Regions from separate parts of the Homo sapiens genome. Here all the other regions are linked to region 2. The links are chromatin loops, found by intact Hi-C in ENCODE. Cell type or tissue: dorsolateral prefrontal cortex. All regions are shown on one strand. Region 1 overlaps MTMR6 (myotubularin related protein 6). Region 2 holds the start of AMER2 (APC membrane recruitment protein 2). Region 3 has its middle 11 kb from the start of PABPC3. Region 4 overlaps LOC124900613 (a long non-coding RNA gene).

What was found. Peaks named below come from ENCODE experiments on the same cell type or tissue, not always from the same donor. Only the 100,000 strongest peaks of a DNase experiment are listed, where the experiment ranks them.
Region 1: a loop joins it to region 2, with 6 times the contacts of the local background. A loop is called at or near these places in 5 of 110 quality-filtered maps.
Region 3: it touches region 2 in a loop (2.2-fold over the local background); 2 of 110 quality-filtered maps call a loop at or near these places.
Region 4: a loop joins it to region 2, with 2.5 times the contacts of the local background. A loop is called at or near these places in 3 of 110 quality-filtered maps.

What each region holds. Positions count from the first base shown.
Region 1 is chr13:25,247,281-25,252,280 of GRCh38, forward strand. It overlaps MTMR6 (myotubularin related protein 6), which reads right to left. Exons shown (of 14, transcript NM_004685.5): 12 at 4,573-4,704; 13 at 4,369-4,495; 14 at 1-2,212. The coding sequence ends at 1,952. Among named protein-coding and RNA genes, the nearest start is that of MTMR6, 38 kb to the right of the region's middle. In dorsolateral prefrontal cortex, a CTCF peak has its summit at 2,071; a DNase peak (open chromatin) is centred at 2,051; H3K27ac peaks cover 3,046 bases.
Region 2 is chr13:25,168,682-25,173,681 of GRCh38, forward strand. It overlaps AMER2 (APC membrane recruitment protein 2), which reads right to left and starts at 3,607. Exons shown (of 1, transcript NM_152704.4): 1 at 1-3,607. The coding sequence starts at 2,938. The coding sequence ends at 923. It overlaps LINC00463 (long intergenic non-protein coding RNA 463), which reads right to left. Exons shown (of 4, transcript NR_120428.1): 4 at 4,143-4,641. RefSeq lists a silencer at 2,097-2,186 and an enhancer at 4,466-5,000. In dorsolateral prefrontal cortex, no CTCF peak of the experiment used is centred here; DNase peaks (open chromatin) are centred at 1,695, 2,300, 2,980 and 3,590; H3K4me3 peaks cover 4,118 bases; H3K27ac peaks cover 5,000 bases.
Region 3 is chr13:25,082,586-25,087,585 of GRCh38, forward strand. No RefSeq gene overlaps it. Among named protein-coding and RNA genes, the nearest start is that of PABPC3, 11 kb to the right of the region's middle. In dorsolateral prefrontal cortex, CTCF peaks have their summits at 2,741 (motif pointing right) and 2,942; a DNase peak (open chromatin) is centred at 2,776; H3K4me3 peaks cover 949 bases; H3K27ac peaks cover 2,633 bases.
Region 4 is chr13:25,111,945-25,116,944 of GRCh38, forward strand. All of the region lies in intron 2 of LOC124900613 (a long non-coding RNA gene), which reads left to right. Among named protein-coding and RNA genes, the nearest start is that of PABPC3, 18 kb to the left of the region's middle. In dorsolateral prefrontal cortex, CTCF peaks have their summits at 2,421 (motif pointing left) and 2,620; a DNase peak (open chromatin) is centred at 2,427; H3K4me3 peaks cover 275 bases; H3K27ac peaks cover 1,208 bases.

The DNA.
Region 1 (5,000 bases), 79 kb after region 2:
AACATTTAATTACCTTTAAATCATATATGAAGTAATTTACATGCTATACACTTCCAAACACACTGAACATAAATTCAACTTTATAAGACATATACACAGTCTGCTTTTGCCAACATATACCCTGTAGGTCACTTAAGATGTAACTGATTTCTCAGTCCACCTGTGAGCATATAAACACACAAATATATGTCTGAAGTTGAAGATTAAGATAATAAACCAGAGTTGAATACAAGAAGTCAGCCACAGAAGATTCTAAAACCACAATCAGTGACTGGAACACCAAGGCACAAAAACTTCCCTTTGTAGTCACAGAGATTAAGTTTCCATTCCCAGTGCTTAAATATGGAAGCAGGATTGGTTAATCACATACTATATTTTATAGTGCATTTCTGTTGCTGTTTAAAAAGGAATATTTTTTAAATTACATAATGTATTACAGAAAAGCATTGGAAAAATAAACAGGATAAGATAAGCTCTCATACAATAAAGTTTTTTTTGGTCTGAAAAAGATGTTTATATTCAAAACTAATATAATAGAGGTGTAACAGAAAGTAGCATGAGGAACACTATGCAAATTGCCTAATACTCGAATTGTACTTCATGCCACCATGTTATTTAAATTTTCAATTTTAAAGCCAGTTGGGTGATATTGCTAATTCCAAGTGATAGTTTTGGGGTTTTTATGTTTTGTTTCTTGTTTTTTGGTAATTTAAAGATATGTACTAGTACACAGAATAAACAGTAAATATAACATGGCAAAATGAAATCTTTCCCAGAGTTTATGTTGCTTTTGTTAAACAGTAACTTTGTACTAGAATCTCTTTTTTTTTCTATATTTAACAAGAAGAAAAATAATGCTCCACATAGAAATGACTTCAAAATTCATGCAACCATGCACAACCTAAACTATCTGTACTTCCCTTTTTTATTTACCCAAAAGTTTTTGAGTAAACTGAAAGTTAGATACTCCAGGAACAGCAACTCATTGAGCAATAAGGCAGTTTAAAAATATACATATACATGTACTATTCATTGTTTCTCAGAACAGTTTTAGAGCTTTAGCTCTTTAAACTTACACAGTTGTGAAAGAAATAAAGCCAACCACAAAATAAGAATCAATGGAATGCAGTAATCCATATATAAAAGACAGTCAAATGTGCTTATACGTATTCAAGAAATCAATATTCTAAGCTGTAAATAATAAATTATCAAATGTAGCACTAAACAAATTATGATCAGAATAAACCTTCAGTTTCATTAATTTTGAATACAAAAGTGGGGCAGGCTAAACGTGAACAGTGTACTTCTACAAGTGTTTATATAGAAGTATTGTAGCATGCACCCCCAGCAGTAATGAGAGCACAATTCTTTACAAACAAAACAAGGCTGACCAGAAGAAAAACAAAACAAAAAATCTTGTTGTAGGCTGTAAAACTTAAGGGTAAAGAATCCACTGGGAATTTAAGGCTTTCTTAGAAATATTTTTCATGGCACTTTAACATTAAATATCACTAAAAGGCAAAATATGTAAATATTCATAGTTACAAAGCTACATAATTGAAAGTACATGCCATATCATTTATTAAGAAACTATGTTGTCAAATTTTGTTTTCTTGAAGTTAAATTGTACTTAAGGAAGGTTATTTATGTTTGGCTGAATTAACATAAATCATAAACGTCAATTCACTAGTGTACAGTGCAAATTGTGTTTTGAGTAAATACATCAAATACCACTCATTTCTTACAGAACTGAATGTCATTCCTTGCTGGAAATGCAATTAAAATGACTTATTTCTCTCACAAGGGTAGTTATTATCCTTCCTTCAACTATTAGCCTACTGTTAAACCCTAAAATTGTTATTAGACAAATTCCTTTTGGTTATGCTTACAGACCATCCTCACAATAATCCTTTTCTTGTACTGCAATCATTGCAGAAAAAACTCTATGAGTCTAACAAGTCATTCTTGCCACACCATACTCTAAGCTGACCACAGCAGGTTCTGATTTAGAAAACTCTTCTGCATATTCACTATAACGATTATCTGCCGGGCTGCTGCCCTCTATAGTTCGAAGAGCATCATTTACGGGTAGCAGAGTCTGCTCTTTAAAACACAGGGAAGTTTTGAGGTTAGGTGATTCAGGATGAACTGAATGTAACAATTCCTTGGTGAGGATGCCATCTGTTTGCTTATTTTTGCGTTGTTTAATTTTCTAGAACAAACACAAATTTGAAAAAATTACTAATTGCATAAGCCACAATATGTTACATGAAAAAAGAAAACATGCTTTTGCAAAATATGTTCTCTGTATGTATAATGCAAAACTAAATCTCAAAAAAGTAGAAACATTTAATGCATATGACATGGTTGAAAATCCTAATTGTGTACAATTTTTTGCTGTGGAAAATTGTTAGTTTTTATATTTATTAAACAAACAATCCAGCAAGACTTGACTGCAGGCGATCACTAGGCTTCCACACTTAAAATGGACATATATTACCTAGAAAGCATAACAGGTAAACATTTATAATAAAAGAAATGTGTATGAAACATTCACCCTGAAAACACAACAAACAAACTTGTGTAGCTAAAGGGCTCACTGACTATATAGAGTTTTTCTTACATGGTTTTCCTACAGTGGTTTGTTAGGTAAAAATAACAGACTTTAAACACAACAGAACTTTACTTTTTTAACAGAAGATTTTTAAAGTGTCCTGTGGCAGAGTATCATGCTCTCCAAATTCTTGGACTGTCCCGATAATCTTGTATTACCTATTATCCTGGACTTGCCTCTCTTGACCATATCCTTCTACAATTTACTCAAGCAGTCATTACCTCTTTATCTAAAAGATGACTAAGGGAGACTCCTGCCTGAGAGGTAGATGAGACAGTCTTACTGTTATAACTGTCTAGGATTTAAAAAATATATATATACTTACTGATCCTTTTTGCTTATATAGGATGGCAGAAAAAAGATTATAGGAAAGTCTTAGGGTAGAGAGGGATTTGTTAAACAAGACACACACAGAAAGCATAAAACATTGAGCAATTTGACATGAAAATTCAAAACATCTATATATAGCATACCATAAATAAAGTGGAAAAGACAATAGGCTGGACAAAACCATTTGTAATATATATAACTAACAAAGAATTAGTGCCTGGCATATAAACAACTCTTACAAATCACTAAGAAAAAGGCAAATATGCCAACAGAAAAATGAGCAAAGGTTTGAACAGTCCATTCACAGAAAAGGAAAACCAAATGGCCAACAAATATGGAAAGTCATTTAACTTCATTTGTAATCATGGAAATCCAAAACTGAAAACAATTTAAATATTCATCCATAGCTGAATGGATAGACTGTGATATATTCATATAATATAAAGTTATATAGTAGTTACTAATAAAAAGATGAATAAAAGCTACATGTATCAACATGGATAAATGTCAAAACACTGTTGAGCAAAATGAAGCACATAAACAGTATGGTAACTTTTATATAGTTTTAAAACATCAGTTTCTTAAGCAGAGTGAAGGGTATATTGGCCTATACATTGTCTGTTTCCCTTTACAACTCATACAAACATTATAGATAGTCTTTGGTATTTTTTCAATACACAGTAAAAATATTTTAAGTCAAGAAAAACAGTATTATAAATTGTGATACATGGGTGAAGACTGGGTAAGAGTATAGAGGGTCTTCAAATAGATCTATGTTTTATTTCTTTTTTTTTTGTTTGTTTTTGTTTTGAGATGGAGTCTTGCTCTGTCACCCAGGCTGGAGTGCAGAGGCATGATCTTGGCTCACTGCAACCTCCGCCTCCCAGGTTCAAGCAATTCTCCTGCTTCAGCCTCCCAAGTAGCTGGGATTACAGGCATGCGCCACCATGCCCGGCTACTTTTTTGTTATTTTTTTAGTAGAGATGGGGTTTCACTGTGCTGACCAGGCTGGTCTCAAACTCTCCTGACCTGGTGATCCACCCGCCTCGGCCTCCCAAAGTGCTGGGATTACAGGCGTGAGCCACTGCGCCCGGCCTATGTTTTATTTCTTAAAACAAGAACAAGAAAGATCTGAGGCATATATAGTAAATGTTAAAATCCCACAAAAGCTAGCTGGTGGGTACACAGATAGTTATTATGTTTATCTATACGTTATGCTATATACTTCCGGTATTTTAATGTATTTTAAAATACAAAGAAAGTGATTCGAACTAACGTATTCAATCAAAGTAGGGATGACCTGATTTTGAAGAAACTGCTTACTTCAGAAGTTTATGTGCTGATTTACACCAACAATACAAATATTAGTCTAATCGTAAACTAATTTCACATTCCAAATATATTAGATACTTCAGAATACTTACAGATTCTAGGTCTTTAATATCTTTCTCTAATTGTTTATTTTGCTCATTCATATTCATAATTATATTAAATACAGACTGCCTAGGATGCAGTGTTCGATCAAATTGATGGTACATGTTCCTCCAAAACCTTTATGACAAAAAAAAGTTTCAATAAATTGTGTTTGAGAAAATTCAAGTATAAATACTCCAATGATGTCAACTTACTTAAAATTGAAAGATACTGTATTTGGCTCCAAAACTGTAAATCTGTGAGATTCGGAACTGTAGAGAGGATTTAAGTACTTCTTTTGGTCTTCCAAAAGAAATGGCCACAGGGAATAAGTCTTCTCCTTCAACCTTAATATAATGAGAAAAACACAGAGATCTTTCCTATAGATGCAAAGTAGTAATGGTAATATTCATTTTTATAAATCAGGCGATGGCTTCCGAAGCAGATTTAAATTTTAGTTTTTTCTTGTATTCACAGTCTAACCTTGTCTCAGAATTCTGTATTATCTCTATTCTCCTTTTTCATTCATAATTAGGTAATAAAGTCATGTTTCTTGAACACAACACAGGTATAACATTTTCTCTCACAACCATATATTTTAAGGGATTCCTCTCAACTCACACAATTTCAAAAACTTGGTCTC
Region 2 (5,000 bases):
TATTGAATTGACTGATTACAAAATGTTAACAGCTGGATAAACGGTAAAATATGCATTATCTTCACATGAAAAGGTTTCAGTTTATAAATGCTTAAATACTGTATCTATTGGCATTTAATAAAATCTTTCCCTGATCCTGATTTCTGCACTGGGTGGGGGAAGAAACAAACAAAAGCAAAAGCAAAAGCCTGCTCTCCTGAGCCTTTTATATCTCCCCAAACAAATGACTGAAACCAACCAAACCAAAACTCGCCTTTATTTTCCTAGTGTTAGATCCTTATCAATTTGCATATCTAACAACTGAACGTAGGGAAGTTTTCTGCCAATCAGTGGTCCCCTCTGCTCATCAGGTAAATACCTGGCTCTTTCAGCTTTGGAGGTATTTTCCACACAGTGATACAGCAAAGGGTTTTGTTTTTGTTTTTGTTTTTTTTTAACTGGAAAGGAAAGAGGAAAGAAGGGAAGGAAGGAAACGTGTCTTGGAAGAGGAGATCTCCTCTGGTTCTTCAGCGGTTCCTTCAGGCCTCTAGACACTGGCTTATCCCAATATCCAGGCATGACTCTTACTTAGGTTTGGCTAAGTTCTGTTTTCTGCAAAGGCAAGTAAAGGTGACTTCCAAGTGTTCAGTATATTAAAGCAAAAGGAAGAAAAACTTAAAGGTAAAAAAGAAAAAAGTGCTTGAAAATAATTCTCAGGGACTTATCTTGAGAGGAGAAACCCCCGTGTAGCATCCCTCTTTCTGGTGTTATCCGGTCCCTGCTCAGGGCACAAAGACCTCCTCGGTCCACGCTCTGGAGCAGGGCGGGGGACGGGTGGTGTCCTAAAAGACTTTCTTTAGGAAAAGCAAAACTTACTTTAGTGGTTTCCAGGGAAAAGTTGTATTCCTTGGCATGGGGCCCATCCACCTTGGCCTGGAAGACCTCACAACTTTTTGGCACTGTCGTGGCAGGCCGTTGCTCTGATGGTGGTCCCAGCCAAGCCCCGGTTGCTGACTCTGCGGACCAGCACTTTGGAAACCGGGATTTTTGTTCTGGGCATCTCACTCCTGGAGGGTTGCTGGTGCACCACGGGATGGCTAGATGGAAGGTTGGTCAGGTGCTTGATGCTAATAGGGATCTTAGAGTCCTTCAGCAAGCTGCCTGGTGTTCGCAGTGGACAGGTGATGGTGCCTGGAGATACGGGCTTTAACCGGGACAGGGAGGACGTCTCCTCGTTGTCCTTCCCTCCAGGAAGGGTTGCTGGACTTCCGTCCGGGTCAGCATAGAGATCATAGAGCGCGTCCCCGCTGTAGCTATCCCGGGGGATGCCCGCCTTCTTCCCGCTGCTCGAGCTGTCTTCCTCTGGGCCTGGCGTGGTGGAGTCCCAGTAGCCCTCGTCGCTGTTGGGGACGCCTTCCTGCTGCTCCTTCTCCGGGTGCTTGGGCTCCTCCTTAGGATGGGGCTCGATGGGAATCCGGTTGAGCCTCCTGCGCTTGACCGAGGACGCGTCCTTGGCCGCTTCCACACACCTGGTGTCTTTGGGGGTCTCGGGCACCACCTTGGTTTCCAGCGCAGCTGCCACCTTAGCCGCGCCCTCCTGGGGCTCGGGTCCCTGCTCCTCGGTCTGGGAGAGCATGTCCCAGAACTCCTGTAGATAGGTGTCGTCCACCTCGTCCGGGCTGGCCATCTCTTCCCCGCCTCCTTGGTAGGCCACCACGCCGGGGTTCTTTTTAGACAGAGCCGGCTTGCCTGGCCCGGGGACATGCTTGTCACAGCTGGGACCTGCCTCTTCCTCTTGGTCTGCAATAATATCTCCACAGCCTGTAAGAGAGTCAAAGCTTTTCAGTGAAGTCACGTCAGAAAACATCAAACAAATACGATCTGCCGACGGGTCTGAGGGTGGATCGACAGAGGCAGGGTCTGGGGCGGCGGGCGCCCGGCCGCTGCCGCCTTCGGAGTCGACAAGGGGGACCGTCTTTACGGGAACGGCCCCCGTCCTGGAAGCGTCCTCTGCCGTGCGGACCTCCCCGGGCCCCGGCTCGGCGCGCCGATGCCCCGCGGCGTCCTCTCCCCGGGCGCCGGTGTCGCCGGGGTGCGCGAGGCCCTCTGCCTCTCGGCAGCTCCGCGCTGGGGCGCGGTCGGCGGGGGCGGGCACCTCCTCTCCCCCTGCGGGCTCACCTGCTGGGTCTCGCGGGGCGTCCTGGCTGGGCTCCTCCGGCTCGCGCGCGGCTCTGGGCGTCTCCTCCTTGACGCACTCCAGGCTGGCGGTGAGCGAGCCGGGTAGGATCAAGCCGCCCCCGGGCGCGCGCCCCTCCGCGGCCTCCGCCTTGGCCCGCTTGTCTTTCCTGTGCCAGCGCATGCCGCTGAACAGCCCCCGCAGCCCCCGCTTTTGTTTGCCGCCGGCCTTGCTCGCGTCCACAGGCTCTCCCTTGCCGTTTTCCGAGCGCCCGTTCTTCTTCAGCAGCGAGAAGAAGCTGTGCGACTTGGCCACCGAGCTGCTGGCGAGGGAGCCCCCGCCGGGCCCTGCGGCTCTGGGGGGCCCCGGGTTCGGCCGCCCCCCGCCGCCCCCGCCGCTGTCGCCCCCGCCGCGCGGCTCCTCCTTCCTGCCGCTCTCCAGCACCAGCACCTCGGCAAGTCCGTCGTGGGTCCTGCTCCTCACCAGCCCCGTCGGACCCGAGCTTTTCCCGTCCCCTTTGTTTTTGACCCCAAAAATGCTGGGCATGGTGCCACCCGATTTCCTCTTCTTGAATAATTTGAAGGCAGCTTTATTAATCTTCCCCGACGGCGGCTCGGCGGCCGGCGTTTCGGCGGCACAGTCACAATGCAAGTCCATGTCTGCCGCGAGGGTCCCGGTCCCGGCCCCGGCCTCCGCCTTCCTCCTGCAGACCCCCACGGACGCGCCAGCTCCGCCGCGCTCGCTGACAGCCCCGCCGCCGCCGCGGCTCCGGCTCGTCTCCATGGAAACCGCGCGGGATAAGCCGCTTTCGTCAGCAGTGGGCTCGCGCCAGGCCACTGTCACCCGTATTCTAAATCAACCTGAGCCGCGCTCGCCGCCGCCGCTGCAAAAGAAACACACATAAAAGACCATCTTCCCTCCCGCAAGGGCTTATATAATACCCTAACCCACTTCCATCCGACTTGGCTCGGCGCTGCATGGCGTTTTTGTGGCAGGAGCAGGCAACACAGCCGCGAGCTGATTGCAGAAATTCGAGTCGTAATTATGGAATTCAAATTCCCTCAACTCTCACCCACCTTCGGATTCCTTCTCTAGACTCGCTCTTCACGGGAGCGCAACCATGGATCACGAAATGCCTCTAAAAACGACAACGCAATTCAACCCACCACAAAATGCTTGTTTTTCTTATCCTCTCTCCTAGACTCCCTGCATCTTCATGCCTTTCCCAAGCCCTTCATGTCTGTCCTTAGCATTGGTGCACTAAGCCCAGCAGGCAGGAAGCATGTCTGCCTACATCCATGTCTTGTCCAGAGCTGAGCACACGCTAGGTCCATGCTGTGTGGCTGTCATTGTGGTTATGGTTCTTGTGACAAAAGTACACGCCACCACTCAATCAGTCTATCAGCAGCCCAGCAATGCAAGCACAACAGCTCCCCGGGGTGGAGTTTGCCTGCACCTTTGGGACAACCATGACTTTTATCCCAGACTCCAGCCACCACGGGATGAAGTCACAGATGCTGCGGCACAGCCCACATCTGATAACAATAGACAAGCTGACCGAGACACACAGGCTGGGAATCTCAGACCCACTCCACAGGTGGGCCTTCGAGTCCGGGTTCTGCCCTCTCCTTTCCCACTCAGCAGGACAGTGGCATTATTCCTGTCACTGCGGTACCACTCCCCTCCCCCATACCACCAGGGCTGACTTGTAGTCCCCTTCCCCAATGTACAGAGCAGGAAAAGCTTGGCAGGGGTCCCTGTGTGTCCAGGGATCTCTGCAGACATTCCTACCTGCCTGGTCTGGGGAGAGGGAAAACCTTTTTTCTGGGAACAGCTCAGTCTAGGGATCTGTTCTGTGTTCTGATTTAAAAAGTGACTGCTAATATTCTAATCTTGACATCTGATTTCATAATCCCAGCTGAGTGCTTTTTAGCAAAAAGAAATTTGGAGAAGCATATACATATATAAATATAACATGTATATATAGTATATATTATTTAATCATTTGATTATTTATTAAATATCATTTAAGAATATATGTAATAATTACATATATACACAAACAGTAGTCTTTTCCCTACTCATTTTTTATATGCTCTTTGCATTAGGCCAATAAATCCCAATCCCCATCCACATAAGTTGGCGTTTTATAAATGACGTATGTTGGCCATTGCAGCTTCTGTTGTTATGAGATACAGCTGGTTAAAATTTAGACCTTGGAGTTCTTAGTTGTATTATTTCCTTTTTTTGTTTATTTTTTTCAAGAACACTGTTTTGTAAAACGAAGAAATCAATGAGTTCAGGTTCAGGAGAGGTTGTCACTTCCAGACTCTAATCCCATCAACTCTTTCTCACTATTGATGAGCATCTCTCCTGGTACAGGAAGTAAGGTGAGGCCAGAGAGAGGCTTTCCCGGATTCTAATTGACCGCTTGACATGATGAATCAGAGTCCTCAGTGCTTTCTGGGGAGACCACGTGTAAGGAACTGTAAAGAGAAACCCATTTGTTACGTCTTTACAACCTTTTGAAGAACAATAGAAAGTCTCTCAATTTTACACACATACACACACACACACACAAACACACACACACCCATACAGTTGCTTAGATTTGTGGGTTACTATGTAGCTCTGTCAGTTTGGAAGAGTTTGTGACTGGGATCAAGGAAAAGTAAGTCGCCTATTAAAAAATCTCCCTTTCTCCACTGGGAGAAAGTGGTCTGCTTATTCACCCATCAGGACAGGTCAAATGTGACTCTAATTTACATGAGAATCTTTGGGCCTCCTGGGAGAAATCTGATAGAGGACTTTGGGATGGATATCATTCTTTTGGGACATCAACACT
Region 3 (5,000 bases), 86 kb before region 2:
AGCTCATTCACAAATCAAATACCAACAGATATTTTATTGTTTTGTTGCTGCTGTTGTTCTTGCATTATTAAACAAACCAGTTTTAACATTCACGTTGAAAATGAAACAAACAAGAATAGTTAGAAAAACTCTGAAAAAGAAGAGTAAATGTTAAAAAAAATTGCAATAATTATGAATTGAAGGAAAGACATGTTATCAAACAAAAAGCCTGGAAATATATCCAAATACTCACAAAATTTTCAACAAAAATTACATCTGAAATCAGTGGGGGGAAAGATAGACTAATAAATGGTTTAGGGAAAACAGGTAGCATTCTAGAAATAAAAATACAATTGAATTTGTATCTTATTCAACAGGAAAATGTCAAAACAAATCAAAGATTTAAATGTCAAAAATGGAATCAAAAGTATTAGAAGTAAACACCAGATAATTTTTTGTAATTTTAGAGTGGTGTCTTTGTTTTGTGCTGTTATAACAGAATGCCTGAGACTGAGTAATTTATAATAGACAGAAATGTATTTGGCTTATGCTTCTGAAAGCTGAGAAGTCTGGGATCAGGGAGCTGCATCTGGCTAGGGCTTTCTTACTGTGTCATCCCATGGTGGAAGGACAGAAGGGCCCAAGAGCACACATGAGACAGCAAGAGGAGAAGGAGGCTGAACTCATCTATTTATCAAGAATTCAATCCCCAAAACAGCATTAATTCATTCATGAGGGCAGAGTCATCATGGCCTAATCACATCTTAAAGGTCCCACCTCTCAACACCATTGCATTGGGGATTAAGTTTCCAACACATAAACTTGGAGGGATACATTCAAACTATAGCAAGCAGTAAAAGCCTTTCTAATTACAGTTGTTCTTCTGTATACTTGGGGGATTTATTCCAAGACCTCCCTCAGATATCAAAGCCCATGAATGCTCAAGTCTGTTATATAAAATGGTGTATTATTTGCATATAACCTATGCACATTCTCCTGTATACTTTAAATCATCCTTCTGCTTATAAGGATTACTTATAACACCTAATACAATGTAAATACTATGTAAATAGTGGTCCTATTTTTAAAAATTTGTATTATATTTATTATTGTATTGTTATTTTTTATTCTTTTTTTCTTAACATTTTCAATCCATGGTTTGGGTGCAGAACTCACAGATACTGACAGCCAACTGCATAACACAAAATCCAGAAGTTATTACAAAAAAATTTAAAACCTATATGACAAAAATAACATTATAAATAACGTCAAAAGATGAACTGTGAATAAAATAATGTGCTCCCAGAAATCCATAAGAAAAAAACCAACAATCCAATAGAAACATGACCAGAACAGACAATTAGCAGAAAAAGAAATACAAAAGACTTTAAGCATAAGAAAAGATGCTCAACTTTTCTCATAATAAGAGAAAAGCAAATTAAAACAACACTGAGAAATTACTACTCACTTCTCAGGTAGGAAAACTGAAAAATATGATAAAGTATTTCTGGCGAGGCTGTGGGAAAATAGGTTCTATCATACACAGCTCTTAGAAGTGTAAATTAGTACCAGCTCTAAGGAGGGCTGTTGACAACATTTATTAGAATTTCAAATGTGTTTACTTTTTGATCTAGCTTTCTATTCCTAGATATTTACTCTGCAGAAATATTTGCACAGTTGCAAAACTACATCTATACAAGCTGTGAGAATTGCAGATACCAGGATGAAATCACTCTTGTCAGACCCTGACAAACTAGGGCTGGGAATGCAGAAAGGAGGGGGTTCATGCTAGCATGTCTGAGATAAGAACTGTTTCAAAGGACTTTCTAAAAATCTGACAAGAAATCCTTTCACATCCTTTGCACATCTTCTGCCTTGCAAAGCTTGCACATTTCACCCGTATACATGTATTTCTATGACAAGATGCATCACCAGATATTCTTTAGGACTGCAACAATCCATATAAGATGCTCTGAAAAGAACACTTGCCCAGTAACAGCATCTCCATCAATAAACTGATGACAGTTCTGACTTTGAGCCACTGGAACCAATGAATTCTGCTTCTAAATAGCTTATGTTGAACCTCTCTTTTTGCCAGTAAAAGCTTTCCTTTACCCTTCTCTCACTTGTGGTTTGCCATTCCATGAATCCCAGATTATAATTCCCTTTTTCCATTCCAGAATAAATTCAATATATTTCGGGATAGTTTTCTCTAATGTCTTTTCTTTGGGTTGACGTAATCTGGTGTCAGAAGTGGGATGAAACAATTACCTTTGGAAGGGATCAGCGACCTTTGGGACAAGGCGAGGTACACACAATTGGGCCTTTTGTGCACTCCACCTCCACAGATTGCCTTTTTATTTTTCCTATCCAGATACAACTTCTCTCAGGTCAAGCTCCCTTCCTTGGTAGCAGTTGTCTGTTGACCTTATTCAGGATCTGGCTGGGTTAAGGGACCTTAGTAAAGGCTCTTGCTTCTGGGAATATTAAAGACTTTTTGTCTTTTCTGCCAAATCTTTTCTGGTACAAAGACAGTTTGTCTTTCTGGTTCTGGTAATGCACTTTTGGTTTCTGAGTATTTGCATACATTTACAGTTTTGTTTGCTGCTTGATTTTTTCCTTCTGTTTCCAAACATCTTTTGAGAACAAAATTTACTTTCTAAAAAGGTGGGCACAGTTGACCCTTTAAAAGCCATTAGGGCATTTGCCACCATTCTGCCAGGGATATCAGTCTCCAAAGAGAAGTCTCTCGCGTCAGGATAAACCGGGACACAGACAGAGAAGATTACCACTAGGGGGCCTGCCAGTTTCAAGAAAAGATGTATGCATCTAGAGAAAACTTGGTCACAGGTGGGGCGATTAGTGTACAGGCTCCAGCCATGTCAAACAAAACCCTGGGCCAGGCACACTAAAACAAACCCCTAAAATTCCCTGACAGGGCTTACAGATTTTTCTTTTGTTCTCAAGAGATTAATAAGAAGCAGAATGGGATCCCAAAATTCCAAAGGAGACAATAACGGTTCCCCTTCTGAGAACGCTGCAGGCCATATGTCAAAAAATTATCCTCCCAATGGAAAGAGTACACCAAAACTAATTTGGAGCTTCAGTAACCATCATAAGGGTCTTTTGAGTTCCTCCAAACTTGTCTTTCTTAGGACAAAATTAGAAGACTCTGGTCCTAAAATTAAACAATCCAAATGGGAGGCCTACTTCAACTGGCACCTAAAAGGTTCTAAGCACATTCAGGATTCTAACATTGCCTCCCTGCAAGACACTGTCCCCAAATTAACTGAGAAAAACAGTTAGGGAAAGATGACAAAGCCTTGGAGGCCCAGACTTTTTCCTCCCTGAAGGGGACCTCCCTTCTCTCTCCTCTGTCCCCTGTCTCCATCCTCCTTTGGCTGAAATGCCTTTCCCTCTAGATTCCTCAGCTCCTACTACCCTGAACCTGATCCTGTTAAAACCTGTCCTTCTAAAGTTAAGCTCACTAATGATTCCTCTAACCCCCACGTTTCTCATGTTCCTTGGTGCAAGGCTGAACTACAAGTCGCTGCAAAGAATTCCCAAAGTCTCTGAGGACCCTGACCAGCTTGCTGATGAATTCAACGTGGTAATTCAAGTGGATTAACCAGGAATTCTCATCTAGGCCAGAGGTTCACATGCCTGTTGGTGAAGGTCAGGCCCAATGCTGGATGGCCTAGGCTCGTTGACATGGCCCTGAGAAGGATTTAGATAAATATACATCCGAAGACTGTGAAAAAACCCAAAGCATGGCAAAAAAAGAACCTTCACAAGGCTATTCTGGAGGCTTTTCCTAAAACCTTAGGCTGAAATAAAATCAGGCCTGTACCCAAGATCATAATGAGCCAGTTTATAATTACTATAGTCAGCCTCAGGTTGCATTTTTTAAAAATTCTGAATTACCTGTAGATGTAGATTCTACTCAAGTAGTCTTTCATTTTATGTTGTGAAAGCCTTTTCTCAAGAATTTCCCCAGCTTGTTGAAAAAGCCCATGTAGGACTGGGCACAGTGGCTCATGCCTGTAATTCCAGCACTTTGAGAGGCTAAGATGAGAGGATTGCTTAAGACCAGGATTTGAAACCAGCCTGGGCAACATAGTGAGACCCCATCTCTACAAAAAAAATTTCAAAATTAGCTGGATATGGTGGTGCACACCTGTAGTCCCAGCTACTCGGGAGGCTGAAGTTGGAGGGTCACTGGAGCCTGGGAGTTGGAGGCTCCAGTAAGCTGTGATCAGGCCACTGTAATCCAGCCTGAGCAACAGAGTGAGACCCTGTCACACACACAAAAAAAGGGGAAAGAGCCCACATAAAATAGAAAACTATGCTCACTTCTGGTAGAGCTAATTTGACAAATCAGCTTGCCCACACACTTCAGGACGTTAATAAAAATAAAACCACTAAAGTTCTTTTGTTTTAAAACTTTTATTTTAGGTTCAGGGTACATGTGCAGGTTTGTTATATAGTAAACTCACGTCACAGGGGTTGGTTGTACAGATTATTTTGTCACCAGGTACTAAGCCTAGTACCCAATAGTTATTTTTTCTGATCCTCTCCCTCTGCCACCCTCCCGCCTCAAGAAGGATCCAGTATCTGTCGCTCCCCTCTTGTGTCCATGTGTTCTTATCATTTATCTCCCACTTACAAGTGAGAACATGTGGTATTTGGTTTTCTGTTCCTGCTTTAGTTTGCTAAGGATGATGGCATCCAGCTCCATCCATGTTCCTGCAAAAGATATGATCTTGTTCTTTTTTATGGTTACATGATATTTCGTGGTGTATGTGTGCTGCAGTTTCTTTATCCAGTCTGCCATTGATGGACATTTAGCTTGATTCCATGTCTTTGCTATTGTGAATAGTGCTACAGTGAACATATGCATACATATGTCTTTATGGTAGAACGACTTATATTCCTTTGGGTATATACCCAGTAATGGGATGGCTGGGTTGAATGGTAGTTCTATTTTTAGCTCTTTGAGGAATCTTCACACTGCTTTCCAC
Region 4 (5,000 bases), 57 kb before region 2:
GCCCCATGCATTGATCTGGTGCTTTTATATGTAATTCTCAGTTTAATGAAATTTGATAAATATGATTTAAAAATCACTACCTTCCAAATCAATTCAACAAACTTGTGTTCACTAAACAGACAAGTAAAACATCATCCATGTGTGTGTGTGTGTGTGTGTGTATATATATATATATATATATATATATATCCATATATATTTTTTCTTAATATTTTCAGAACTACTATTTTTTTCTTAATATTATTTTGATCATTCTCTTTCCAAAAATTTGATCTTTCTCCTTCCAAAATTACTATAAGACCAGCAAAAAAAAAAAAAAAAAAAGCATCAGAGTTCTTTCTATCTTTCTGATTTTCCCACTGAAGGGTGACAGAAAAGAAAGGTCCTATCTGTCATCTAAAATCTATTAGTAAGTACTTTAGCTAAGTCTGGAAACTAAGATGTCACATGTCAATTACACAGGAATGAGCTGACATTTGCTTCCTGCCAGGAGCAATACACAGATTCAGAGAACTGCTACTCTGAACATAGTTACAGAAAATAAAATATTTACCTTTGCAGGGATCTGGGACTTATGAAGCTAGTATTAAAAAGCTGTATGTTACAAATGAGGACTTAGATTTCAGAGAGTCCGTGTAAGTCCCAGGCTTTTTCAGTGTGGGATCTCATTAGCCAGCCTGTGTGAATGTGCTGAAACAAAGAGAGGATGCTTTCCCTTACTTCTGGCAGAGTTAGACAGAAGTAATGAAGGAGGTGGTGATACATCATTAATTCTCTCCAAATACCTCCAGAATAAGACTGAAATGTTAATACTGAAAGGGCTCGTAGATGCCATGTCCCTCCAGTTCTTATTTTACAAACAAGAAACTGAGGAAAGGCAGACTGTGACTTTGGTGAGAGCTTCTAGTCCCTTTGTCATCCCTCCTGTATGCCATTTGGAGATGCTGTCTGCCTAGAGTAGTTTTGCTGGTGGGGCTGTGATTTAGATTCTCTGCAGCTGAGTCAAAGCAAATGTAAAAATGACAGAGGATTATTGAGAGTAAGAGTGTATCCCACTCTCAGAGAACAGCTGATCCTTTCCACCATGGCCTCTAAGGAATTTCAGGTAATCCAGATGAACTGGCATTCATCCCAAGTGCAATTTCCATTACTCACGACAATCTGCTAACATAAGGTGCCCTGTGCTTCAGAATTAGCTTCAGGCTTTGCCAGCTAGAAACAGCCAGCCATAGACTGGCTTGCTTTTAAAAATATCACTTGGCTACGATACAGACCTCTAATATAACAGTTGTCTGCAGTCTTAATATAAAATGAAATTAAGTTGAAAGAACTTTCCAACTATGTGAGATCTGTGATCCATATTTATATATCAGATGTTTATAGTATATATAATTTATTCTTAAAGTATAAACAATATATTAAACTATAAATATATATATTTACATATACAGACATTCTAATACAGGCATTTATTTAATAAGCTTTGCATTTTTGTATAGTAATTACTATACGAAATATATTCTCATTAATATAAATAGACTTCGGTCTATTTATATTAATGAGAAGAGCATATGCAATCCTACTGAATGACATCTTTCTAGGAGTAAAATTAACTCTTAAACTATCACTAAAACAACCGAGTTAAAGCTTCCCCCGTCTAAGAAAAAGACAAGTGTTGGCCAGGCGCAGGGACTCACGCCTGTAATCCCAGCACTTTGGGAGGCCAAGGCAGGCAGATCACGAGGTCAGGAGTTCGAGACCATCCTGGGCAACATGGTGAAACCGTATCTCTACTAAAAATACAAAAATTAGCCGGGCATGGTGTCGCGCACCTGTAATCCCAGCTACTTGGGAGGCTGAGGCAGGAGAATTGCTTGAACTCGGGAGGCCGAGGTTTCAGTGAGCTGAGATCATGCCACTACACACCAGCCTGGATGACAGAGCGAGGCTCTGCAAAAAAAAAAAAAAAAAAAAAAAAAAACAACAACACCAACAACAAAAAAAACAAGTGTCCTTTCTGAGAAAAAATATTAAGAACTTTTCCTCTTTACTGAGAGTCTACAGTAGACATGAGAAAACCCAAATTGCAGTTTCACAGCTCTTGTAGCAAAAGCAAGTTTTCAAGCAGCAGATCTTATTCATTATTGAAGCAAAGATTTCCAACAGCATATGCAAGATGTATTTTCTGGAAATTGGGACATAACACCCAGCACTTGAATTAGAGACCACAGGAAAAGTGTTTTTTTTCTGTTTCTCCACCATACGATTCAATCATATTGAACAAAAGACTCATCCTGTTGTTACTGTTCTACATACAGTGAATATTTTTACTGGTAGTGCAAAGTAATACAGGCTCCAGTAAGAGGAATTAGTCCCGCCAAAGCCTGACTCCTGGGTGACAGTGTCCCACTGCTGCCATCTTCTGGAGAGTCCAGGCTCAGCAGCAGTGAGCAGATGGTTTTAAAATTCAGATCACCTCCAGCTGATTCACCTCACTGACTGACAAAGCCAGCCCTGCTGCATTTGCGGGTGTGGATGTGGTTACAGGAGGAAAAGGCTCCCTGAAATGGGCTGAAATAATGAAGGCTTGATCTAGGAGGCAAGGCATCCTTCCTGATCTGTATTATAAGTGACTACAATAGCTAATGAGTGGAACCCGTCTTAGATATCAAAACCCTAACTTGTCTCCCTCTTTCCTTCCGCCATTGAAAACAGAAATAGGTGCGGAGCCCACAGTATCCTCTCCTGGGGCCCCAGGCCTGCCTCTGCATGTTTTCAAGCACAGTGGCAGAAGCACGAGGCCACCCGCCCACCCTCAGCTAGAGGGAGCCGGCTGGGGCCCCAGGACCCCAGCCAGGATGGCGTCTGATCACCAGAGGGCTGGGTGTCTTCCCTGTCCAGTTTCATGATGTCAGGGTGCTTGATAGGGTTGTTGTCCAAAAATAAACTAATAATAATCAGCGCTGCTTCCTCTTCCTCCCTCTGTGCAGTTTCAGAGCCCACTTCCTGAGAGCTCACTGGACAAAGGCTCCATGCCCACTCCAAGGGTTGGCCCTGGTCAGCCCTCTCTTCTGTTTGGGCTCTCTCAACTCAGTAACCCCACAGGAGGTGGTGTCCTCAGAGGCCCAGGGAGTGGTCCCAACCCACTTTGTAAACCTTGGGCAGTTGCTGAAGGCAGATCTTCCGCCAAAGGTAAATACTGGGTGGAATTCCCAATACAGGAGGTCGCCTGGGTGCAAACTTGCCCTGGAAATACATGGAAATGCTCCCTGATCTATCAAGTCACCCTTCTCAAGATTCAGAAAGCTTCAGTGACCCAGAGGAATACCAAGGGGGAAATGGTGAGATGGCGGGGCTGTCTGCTGTCCTCCTGCACCTCCTCACAGTCTAGTCTCATCTTCTAAGCACCCACCACAGGTACGCGCATGTGCGCGCGCACACACACACACACACGAACTCAGAGACACTCCCCCAACACACACACACACACACACACTCACACACACAAACTCAGAGACACCCCCCAACACACACACACACACACACACGAACTCAGAGACACCCCCCAACACACACACACACACACACACACACACACACACACACACCCCGCCCTCTCTTCTGCCTTGCAGTCAAATATGTGAATCCTTGGATGACACAGAAAGGATTTATTTAACAGGAGACTGAACATTTTGAACATGGAAATGTGAATATCTGTGAACACTGAATAGGCTAGATTAGTAAGAGCAGAGACTGGAAGAAAGGCCAGGTGGGTGTCTTCTCCTGTCTTTTCCTTCTAATTAGCATTCAGTCAGACTGTATAGAGGACCTGCTACATCCTGGGGATGATTCACACATTGTCCCTGCCTCCCAGTTACTCCTCCTCTGATGAGGGTTTGCAAACGAACTTTCTTCCATCATTTATCCCCCAAAACATGTATCAATTGATATCGTTACTTGCCAAACATAAAATAACATAAGGACATGAATTCTAGAGGAATTTTGTTTTGAGAAATGAAAATATAGATTTCAGAGGCCACTGGGAAAGGAAGATTTACAGGACCAAATAACTGACAAAAATGTTAACTTGCCAGAGAAGAAAGACTCAAAAATGTTCCATTGACATAAACCTAGATAACTAGGAGAATGAGAGTGCCTGTGTAGGGGAGTGAAAATAATTTTCTCCTCCACCCTTCATAGGTTTCTAGCTAGGTCTCCCTGTTAGGGGCGTTCAAACCAGAGCGACTCCATCTTCAGTGAGGGCTAGGAAAAATGAGGCTGGGACCTGCTGGGCTGCATTCCCAGAAAGTTAGGTATTCTTAGCCTCTAGGTGTTTACCGTTAAGGGAACAGGTTGATAATGTTTACTAAACAGACCCAGACTTGGGAGTGTCCTGATATCCCAGTATCTTGAGAACAGAAGCATTCTTAATTTTGCTTTAAAGATAACATCAATTCTTGCAAAATAAAGTAATTAAGAAAATTAACCCTTTATCATAAACCCTTGTAGCAGAGTACATCTCCCCACAATCTTTCTTTTTATCCCATATGTAAACAGGATTTATCCTGTATATACCTAGGGAGGACGTGTTTCCCCTCCTACTTTCGAGAACGCCCTGCTCTGTCTATGAGTAGCTATTCTTTCACCACTTTACTTCCTTAATAAACTTACTTTTGCTTTGCACTGTGGACTTGCCCTGAATTCTTTCTTGTGGGAGATCGAAGAACTCTCTCTTGGTGTCCGGATCGGGACTCCTTTCCGGTAACATCACTATGTTGCCCAGGCTGGTCTTGAACTCCTGGCCTCAAACCATCCTATAGATTCGACCTCCGAAAGTGCTGGGGTTACAGGCATAGCCACTGTGCCCAGCTGGAACAATCTTTATGAAGGTGAATTAAAGCTGTGAGGCATGAGACCAGAAAAGATGCACCAGGAGTAATGGATTTTGGTGGAGAATGAGCCACAGAAACGCGATCATGAGGCAAATGGTGGGGCCTAAC